Linked DNA regions of Mus musculus: region 2 is linked to region 1. Evidence: chromatin loops called from intact Hi-C (ENCODE). Cell type or tissue: heart. All regions are shown on one strand.

Region 1 (5,000 bases):
CTCTGCTTCCATCATCATCATCATCACCATTACCATCACTGTCATCACCATCATCTCTGTCTCCATCCTCATCTCCATCGTCTTTATGTCCAGCATCATCACCATAATCAGTACTATCTCATCTCACTTAGTAATGTACATTGCCATTTATCCTGTACTTGGCTCTTGGGTGAATCATCTAAATCGGTTGTCTCCTTTAATCCCACAAGACAGGTGATCTGTTGTGCAGAGGCTTCCGGAAGCGACTGAGCTAGAAGCCAGACCCTGGAGTCCACTTTGTTACTTACACCTCATCATTAACGGACCTCACAGGAACACAGCAAAGTTCTAAGGGATAACAAAAGGGAGAGACAGGCCAACCGTGTGGTTTTGTCAATAAAATATCCTCAAGGATGTCAGGAGTTCTGAGACTGAAGGCCAGCTCCTGTATGCCCCTCCCCCGTGTGTAGTTTGTGGGAGGAGGGACCCCATCTCCTCTGGAGGACAGGCTGCTGGGTGGGTGGGCTGTTTAAGGAAGTTCACTGGAGTGCAGGTACTGGAAGCTTGGGGGCATCATAGCAGGAGCAGTCCAGCCCCTCCCCCCCCCCCCCCGCTGCAGTGGGGCAGGGGCAGGAGTCCCTGAACCCCAGCCTTGACAAATGGCTGTGAAGGTCTCCATGGCACCCAGCAGCCCATCTGCGTTCTTGGTTTGTGGCTTTCTGGGGTGTGGACTAGCCAGAACTCAGGCTTCACGCTTCCTGGCTGAGCTACCCGGACACATAACAGGGCTGTGGTCACGGATGGTGGGGGATTTGTCACCTGCTGCTTTGATGCTCTACAGTTCTGTGCTCAAGCAAGGTTTGGGGTTCCGGCTAGCTCCTGGGGACTGCTAGGTCCGAGAATATGAACCTCTCAAGGATACTCCAGCAGATAGAGGTGTGTCCTGATATCAAGCTCCGCCCTCATAGTCACGTGTTCCATGTCAAGCTCCACCCTCATACAGTTCTTTCCCTGGAACCCAATACAGACATGCATAGCGAACCTTACAGAGGTACCATGATACACAGGACTGTGCTGATGAGACCTTGGGGGCTCGAGAGGCAGAGGGGCAGGGATAGCTCCACATCCCCTTCCTACATGGGGGAAACGGTCTTGCCATCTCTAGCTCATCAGAGTGACTGCGGGCAAAGTAATTAATACTGATTTTATTTCCAGCTGAGGCTGATGAGTCTCTTTTCCACATTAATTTTTATTAAGCTTTTTATGTATTATTTCAAAACCACATACTATTCAGAGACAGTTTAGGACACATTATGGGTTGTACATTTTGTAATTATCAAATGGCCTCCGTCCAAAATATGGAAAAGAAAACAAACGTAGTTGTTTCCCAAGGAAGGGAATCGCCATGGTGATGTGTAGACAGGCCTTGGAGCTGCTGGCAGCCCCGCAGGCTCGGTGCTCGGGACTCTGTGCTGCCTGCTGGCATCCAGGAAGGAGCTCTAACATGTCTGCCGGAAGCCTGTTTCCTTGTCTCCTTGTCTCCAACCTCAGGGCCCCTTTCAGCTTGATTCCCAGTGACAGACAAGAGCTCCCTTCTCCATGGGCTCAGGTGCCTTTCGATCCGAGTTGTCAGACAGATCGTGCGAGTCCTCCTTTCTGCCCAGGTCCCACCTCGTGGAAGTTTTCTCCATATGCCAAAGCTAGAAAGGACATCCAGCATGTTCATAGCATGGGGATTTGCTTTCACAATGACTGTTTTCTCCCAAAGCGTTTGTGCTTCGCTATCCCCCTGCCTCAGTGTGAGATCCAGCCGGGCTGGTAGCTTGTCTGCTAGTCCATCCGATGTCTGGCTGAGTGCATGAATCAATGTCTCCTCTGGACTGGGAGCTAGCTCCTCCAGCTCAGGGATAGCTGCAGAGCCAAAGTGCGTTGGCTTCCCTCTCAAAGCCAGAACAGAATCTGCACGACAGGATTCTCATAAGTTCAGGCATGGACGAGCTCCAGGATGAGGAGAAACAAGTTCAGGATGGAAAACAAACCTTGGCCTGGGCCCAGCTTGGTGGGCTAGGATTGTGCAGCCAGCCTGGGGAAGCCACGCCCACTAGGCTGCCACTCTTGGTGCCTGCACAGGCTCAGAGCAAACCCCCTCTGCCTCCTGCCTCTGCCTCTGCCTCTGCCTCTGCCTCTGCCTCTGCCTCTGCCTCTGCCTCTGCCTCTGCCTCTGCCTCTGCCTCTGCCTCTGCCTCTGCCTCTGCCTCTGCCTCTGCCTCTGCCTCTGCCTCTGCCTCTGCCTCTGCCTCTGCCTCTGCCCCTGCCCCTGCCTCTGCCTCTGCCTCTGCCTCTGCCTCCATTGCGTCTCTTTTTTTGTTCTTTAATTAAATTAACTTTGTCATGGGCTCCCGTAGCCCAGGCTGCCCTTGAACTAGTTTTATAGCTAAGGATGACCTTCACCTCCGGCTCCTCCCTTGACCCTACCACTTCTGCCTCCTGAAGGCCGAGATTAGAAGCAGTTGCCACCAGGCCCGGTTTTTCTCACCTTTTAAACAGATTTTTTTTTTTAAAGGAAGAATTTTCATTTTACAAATGGTTTCCTGTACTTTCCAAGTAATGTTCACAGCACTTATACACTCTTTCATAATTGGCTCACACAATACACCCTGTTCAGAATTTTTAATCAACCATGGCAAGTGGCCCCAGCAATTTAAATAAAAAAGTATAAAAATGAATTTAGTATTTTAATATAGCAGTGGCATTAGCCTTATATATGTGCTTGGGCAATTTCATGCAGGCTTACGGTCTTATATTCCTTTTCGTTTGCCTGGTGGGTGAAGTCCAGCATCCAGGCCATGGCTCTTTATGGAGAGCTGGCTGAGAGGAGCGCAGTAGGGCATGCTCTCCCTAGAGGGTTGGTCATCCGGGCGGCACAGGGCAGCTAGGGTAGGAGGGACTCTGGCCTGCTGCTGTTGGACACACGATTCCCTTGGGCGAGCTTTGGTTAGTGTAGAATATGTGAGGGATGATGTAGTCCTTCAGCTTCTAGTGATTTCTGTTGAGGACCTTTGACCAGCAGGGCAGCATGCTGACCACTACACGCATGTTATCCCTGTTCTACCGAACATTGGATGGCCACATCTAAATGTGAGGACATTTTCCATGTACATGACCACGAGCTAGCCCGTCCAGGGGCAGAAGGTGCAGTCACCTTGCCATGCATCCACCATCATTGTCATCCCTCTCCAAATGCCTTTCATTTTCCAAAACTCTGCAGTGCACACCCAGCACCCCCGCCCCTGCCAGCCCCTGGGCCTACCCTGCTTTAGCGCTATGACTCTGGTTGCCGTGGAAATGCGTACGTGCGAGCCGCATGGCGCATGTCCAGTTCTCTTGCGTGAACCACACAGCGCATGTCCACTTGTGACCGGCTCCTTCACCTGGCATCATGCTCTCAGGGTTCAATCTGTACCGGAGCCGGTGTCACTGTTTCACTCTTTTTAAGCATCCTACAGGTTTTATCTGTTGGTTTGTCCATAAGTGGACCCTTGGGTTCCTTCTGAATGATGGCACTGTGAACGTGTATGTGCAGACCGGGAGCGAGTCCCGAAACTCATGCTGAACTCTGAGTTCGTGGCTTGGCTGAGGGCCTCCGGCTCTAAACTGAGCTCTTAGGACAGAGCCTAGCGCCTCCCACCCTGCCTCCTTGCCACCCGCTCTGTCCTCTGCAGCCACACCCAGTTCCCTTCATGGGTGTGCTCCTTCTGTGCAGCACAAAGGCAAGATGCCCCTTTGCCCTTCTCCCCCCAGATTTTTCAGGTCCCTTTCCTTGCCTTGGGTCTTAGCTTCCGTGCACTCTGCTTGGCAATTGCTATACCCTCTGTTCCCCATCTCTGCTGTAAAAACAGCCTTAGCTAGCTAGGCGGTGGTGGCACATACCTCTGATCTCAACTCTCAGGAGTCAGAGGCAGATGGATCTCCGTGAGTTCAAGGTCAGTGTAGTGTGGTCTACAGAGTGAGTTTCAGGACACCCAGAAATACACAGAGAAACCCTATCTCAAAAAAGCCAAATAACTAAATAATAAATAAATAAATAAATAAATAAATAAATAAAGCGTAAGTTATCCTACCTAATGTTTGTGTAACTGACTTATATGTAGTTTTTAAAAATGAGATCTTTGAGACTTTCATACATTGATTTTTGCCCATATTCCTCCTTCCCCTGACTCCTCCCAGATCACCCTTACCCATCCAACTTTGTGGCCTCATTCTGCATCCACCGAGTCCAGTTTGTGCTACCCATGTATTGTGGGATGCATGACTTTCCACTGGAGTATGGCTGACTCACCAGGGCCACACCATTAAAGATAACTCTTCCCTCTTCCAACAGCTACCAACTGGCTATATAGCTATATAGCTATAGCTGCTGGCTGGGTGAGACTTGGTGTCCACGCTCCCTTTTCTTGCTGGAATTTGAGCTCAAAGAGCCCCTGTGCACACCGTCACAACTGCCATGAGCCCATGGGTGCAGCTGCCTGGCTGTGTCCCAAAGACCGTGCTTTCATGTATTTATTTACTGTCTCTGGCCCTTACGGTCTTTTCATCTCTTCTTCTGCAATGATTCCTGAGTCGTGTGGGGGGAGGGATGCAGTAGAGATGTTCCCTGTACAGTTGAGCATTCTCTAGTGTCTTATTCTCTGCCCTTTGGTTTCTGCTAATCCCAGCCACTGAAAACAGAAGTTTCTCTTAAGCAGTGCTCTATGTATGTGATGCTAGGTTCAACCTCAGAATCCTCCAAAATCCTGCAACCGTCAGCTGCAGGGTGATTGGTGTGCATAAGGGATCGGGTGGTTTTGGTGTCTGGCTTTTACCTGTTGGGCTGTCTGGCCAGCCTGGGTTCTCTTTCTATTACTAAGTTATAAGGGTTCCTTAAATAACTCTTACTACCATTGTGTTGTGTTGTGGTGTGTGTGTGCATGCATGCCATGGCACTTGCATGGAGGTCAGAGAACATCTTTTGGGAGTTGGGT
Region 2 (5,000 bases), 50 kb after region 1:
GGATGGCTGTTTCCACCAACAGACTGAGCAGATCCTAGCTGTCCTGCGCATGTGCCAACATTTATCGCCATCTTTAATGCTGGCATTTCTAGATGGTTCGTGATGGATCTCAGTGTGGCTTCAATGTACAGTTCCAAGATGACTAAGCACTTTTTTTGGGTGCTTCTTAACCATCGACACATCCTTCCAGCCCTTTGCTCGTGAAGGCCTCTCGCTTTCTCCTGCCGTTGGCTCGTAGGAGTACCCTGTGCACAGTAGCTCCTGACTGTGCTTCGATGCTGATTTCAGGCTGTTCCTTCTAGGATGCAGCCCACAGATTCGTTTTTTATGCTGTTAATCTTTTCCTGAGCAGAAGTTTTTAATTTTGCTGAGGGATGATTTATCGCTTGCCCCCCCTAGACGGCTCTCATTTCCTAGGTCTTTCTCCTTTCTTGGTGTGGAAACACTTCACTGTGTATTTTTCTGGAGGCTTTCTAGTTTTAGCTCCATCCGTGACTAACTTTTAGTGTCTGATTCAAGGAGGGAGACAGTGTCTTCCTTTGCTTTGGTACTTTCTGTTCCCTTGTGTTGTGTGTCTACATGTGTGTGTGCACCCACATGCACACCACCGCATGTGTATAGAGGCCAGAGGCCAACCTGGGGGAACTTTTTTTCTCTTTATCCCGTGAGTCTCTGGGATGGAACTCAGGTTTGGGCCTTGGTGGTGAGCATCTTTCCCCCTGAGCCATCTTGCTGTCTCCCGCATCTCTTTTTTTCAGATGTCTATTTATTTGTTCAGCACTGTTTACTGAAAAGGTGTTCTTTTTTCCCCCTTGGTTGGCATTGGTACCTTTGTCTAAAGTAAACTGACCATACAAGGGTGTCTGCATTCTGGGCTGTATTCAGTCTACCCAACATTTTATAGACTGCCTCTAAATTAGCATTTCTACCTCACTGTCTTGATTGCTGGGGCTTTTATAATAAATCTTGAAGTTGGTCCTTCAAGTTTCTTTTTAGACTTTGTATATATATATATATATATATGTATATATATATATATATATATGTGTGTGTGTGTGTGTGTGTGTGTATGTATGTGTGTATGTGCATGTGTGTGTATGCATGTGTATGTGTGTATGTACATGTACGTATGTGTGTGTGTGTGTGTGTATGTGTATGTGCATGTACGTATGTGTGTGTGTGCATGTGTATGTGTGTGTGCATGTGTGTGTGTGTGCATGTGTATGTGTGTGTGCATGTGTATGTGTGTGTGCATGTGTGTGTGTGTAGGTTACAGGACAAATTGTGGGAGCCAATACCCTCCTTTCCCAGTGGGCTTCGGGTATTGAACTCAGGTCCTCAGGTTTGGCAGCAGGGATATTTACCCACCAGTCACCTCACTGGCCCCAGAAATTTTTACTTATGTTAATAAGAATTAATTTCTTTCAAATAAAATAATTTGTTGATGATTTTGTATCTTACTTTTAATATATTTTTTTAAATTGTCTTTTTTTGAGATAGGAGGTTCCTGTGTATCATAGTCGGGGTCATCTCAGAGACTCCTTTGTTTTCTTTTAAAACATACTTATTGTTCATTTTATTAACGCAAGTGTATGTGTTTGTGTGTACCACCTGCATGTAGGACCCCAGAAGAGGGCATTAGATTCCATGGAACTGGAGTCACAGACAGTTGTGAGCTCCCATGTGGGTGCCAGAAATTGATCCCTCGGTCGTTTGGAAGAGCAGCCAGTGTTCCTAATGACTGAGCCATCTCTCCAGCTCTCGTTTTTAAAATCTTTCTCTTCTAATTTCAGCATTGCGTCAAATTGCCACTGATTGTCAATTAGCCAGGGTGTGACCAAGAGATGGACAACAGTCCTTGTAAAGATGATCTGTGACAGCCTTTCCCATAGAGGAGGGACTTGGATAAGGCTTTTGATTGGTTGCTCGAATGTGGGCGGGACCTATGAGGAGGGAAGGTGGGCCAGTCTAGGTACACTGTTGGGAAGAAGGGGAAGAGAAGGATAAAAGTGGTTGAAGCCTCCTTGAGGGTAATGAGATCAGGCAGGTGACAGATTTAGGGCTGGCTGGGTCTCAGACTCCTGAGGAGTTGGTTTGCTCGTTCTAAGGAAAGCCTAGCCAACAAGCCATATCATCAGAATGAAGGGACGTGCTGGTGACAGATGTTTCTGTCATCTCAGAGTCAGCATCCATGGCCCCACCCTTCTCGTGACATGGGCTCTTCTCCTGCTTACATCCATTATAATTTGGGATTGTTTTGGGGACCCGGTGACTGACACGAGATGAAGATTTGGGACTCTGGTTGTTCTCAATAAGTGGCCTCTTGTTTGAGCAGAATCCACAGTGTAGACTGTTCGCCTTGCATGCCAGGGTTGTCTTATTCAGGTGGCACCAGGTGTCTGTCTTGTCTCTCTTCCTCTCTGTCTTTGTGTCCCTCCATCCCCCACTTTCTCCTTTGACTCACTCTCTAGCTTCCACTACACTGGAGCTGTAGACCTTGTAGCCTCCTGAGTGCTGGAGTTAGGTGTGAGCTCCACAGGCCGGGCTCTCCGACTCTTGAGGAAGGACTTGCAGTTTTCTTAGTGTTTGCTGCACTGTGACACTCACTGGAACCTGCCACAGACAAAACACTAAGAAACCAACAAATGTAGAAACCCATTATTCCTCTCCTCCTCCCTTCCCCTTTCCTCCCCCTCCCCCAACCCCTCCCCCTCCTTCTCTTCCTTCCTGTATCCCACATGCTTCTTTCTGCTTTGGTCTCTTTTTGGAGTTTTCAAATTAAAAGAAAAATACGTTGAGGTGGCCATATGATATGGCTCATGACTATAATTCTGGCACTCAAGAGGCTGAAGCAGGAGGATTGCCATGAGTTTGAGGGCAGCTTGAGCTACAGAGTTAGCTCTGGGCCAGCTTGAGCTACAAAGGGAGGGATGAGACCCTGTTTCAATCACACGATTAGAACCAGAATGTTGGCTGTTGAAGAGTCAATCCAATGTGAGTTATTCCTCTGTTGTTGGAAACAGAGTTCTTTGCATCCCTTAAGTTTTGACACAGCACTCTAATGTGGCCTAATATGATTCTTTGTCATCCATGCAAGGGTCGGTTCCAGGACCACAAAGATACCAAATCCTCCAACCCTTCATAGAATGGTGGTGAGTTTGGGTATAACCAACAGGACCCTCATCCAGACTTTTAGATGGCGCTAGCCGACTCCTGTAGTCCGGGAGCAATGCTGTTAAACACTGTGCATTGTTCAGAGAATGATTAAAGAAAAAAAAAGTTGTCCACACACATTCAGCAACTCTCCCCCAAGTGTTTTCTGTCTGTGAATATCTGTTGAGTCCGTAGGTTCAGACTCTGGCTGTGAGTCTAGCCGACCTATATGTTTCCTTTAGTGTGGATCAACGAGATGGTTTTAGTTTGCAGATATAATGAACTTGCAAGCAAGCAACCCTTTTGATAGTCATTTAAAATGAAATCTTAAATAGATTTATTTGTTTTTACTTTCTGTGCCTGTACCAGGTTTGTGCCTGGTGCCTGCAGAGACTGGAAGAGGGCATCGGATCCCCCAGGACTGGAGTTACCGGTGGTTGTGAGCCTCCATGTGGGTGCTGGGAACGGAAACTGGGTCCATTGCAGGAGCAGCTAAGTGCTCTTACCTACCGAGTCATCTCCTAGACCCCATAATTTTTTTTAGTCTTTGAAAATTTCATGTATTTGTACAACATATTTTGGTGATATTCATCCACTGCTAAACCCCTTTCCTGATTTCAGCAACCAGATTCCATCTTCCCCTCAATTTCATGACCCCTTTCCTTCCCCTCCCCCATCCTCTCCCCTTTCCTCTCCCTCTTCCCTCCCTCCCTTCCTCTCCTCTCTCCCTCTCTGTCTCCCCACCTCTCTCCCTCCGTCTCCAACCTGTTCTCCCCCCACCTGTTCTCATTTTTTGTTAACTTGACACAAACCTAGACAGACTTGGGGAAAGGATTTGCACCGAGGGAGTTACCTCACAGATTGTCCTGTGAGTCTCTTCCTGGGGTATTGTCTTAGTTAATGACCGATGTAGGAAGGCCCAGACTGCTGTCGGTGGTGCCACAGCCCGCACGTGGTTCTGGGAGGTATGAGAAAGCTAGCTGAACTTGAGCTTGGAGAGAAAGCCAGTGAGTGACATTCCTATATGGGCTCTGTTTAAGTTCCTGCTGCTAGGCTCCTGCCTTATTTTCCTCAGTCAGCTTGTGATGGAGAATGTAAGCCAAATGATCATTTTCTTCCTCAATTTGTTCTTGGCCAGTGTTTTACCACAGCAATAAAAGATTCTTTTTGAGTTCAGTTAGTGTGGTCCATTATGCGCACGGGTGCGGGGCTATCCACTGGGGCGCAGGTAATCTGCCAGTGGTCACCTTTGGTAGCCTCAACTGCCCATGGCTCCGCCCAGGGGGTGTGGCCGTCCGGTGCTGAAAGTTTGACTGGCTTGATCCTATACAGATAGACATAGCTGCTCCTCCCCTTTGGTCGGCTCCGACACTCTTCCCATCCCCTGACCCATGGTGATCCCTGAGGCTTGGATGGGGGTTCTATGGAGGTGTCGTTGACGCGACCCCCCAGCTGAGCACTCACAGTTACTCATACTCAGCACGTGGGCAAGTTTTGAGTCTGCATGAGCACAACGTGCCCCCGAGTGAGGCTTCTCAGACCAAAGCTGAGAGCAGCACAGATCTAGGAACAGATGTAGGTTTTCAGAAGGTAGTTTAATAACATGACGGCAACATCGTTCTTCATTTTAAATTCTGTTAGGGCCCTAGTCATGCAAATGTATGATATGTATGATGCTGATCCTTCGACGCTGATTGGAGCCCCTCCCCCCACTCAAAACTACCAACATCTCTTGGGGAATTCTCTAGGCATTTGTCAGCCCAACCGTAATAAATCTCTTTTCTTTGTTTTTCTCTTTCTTCTTTGTTTTTGTGTGCATGCGCCATCAATTTCTGAGAGGGATATGT

Evidence for each region. A loop is a pair of places that touch in the nucleus more often than their neighbours do. Peaks named below come from ENCODE experiments on the same cell type or tissue, not always from the same donor. Only the 100,000 strongest peaks of a DNase experiment are listed, where the experiment ranks them.
Region 2: it touches region 1 in a loop (2.0-fold over the local background); 2 of 42 quality-filtered maps call a loop at or near these places.

What each region holds. Positions count from the first base shown.
Region 1 is chr4:151,735,499-151,740,498 of GRCm38, reverse strand. All of the region lies in intron 3 of Camta1 (calmodulin binding transcription activator 1), which reads left to right. Gm52710 (a long non-coding RNA gene) reads right to left here and starts at 4,291. Exons shown (of 3, transcript XR_003955315.1): 1 at 1-4,291. In heart, no CTCF peak of the experiment used is centred here; no DNase peak of the experiment used is centred here; H3K27ac peaks cover 1,346 bases.
Region 2 is chr4:151,685,450-151,690,449 of GRCm38, reverse strand. The region is part of intron 3 of Camta1 (calmodulin binding transcription activator 1); the gene reads left to right. All of the region lies in intron 1 of Gm38442 (a long non-coding RNA gene), which reads left to right. Among named protein-coding and RNA genes, the nearest start is that of Gm38442, 35 kb to the left of the region's middle. In heart, no CTCF peak of the experiment used is centred here; no DNase peak of the experiment used is centred here.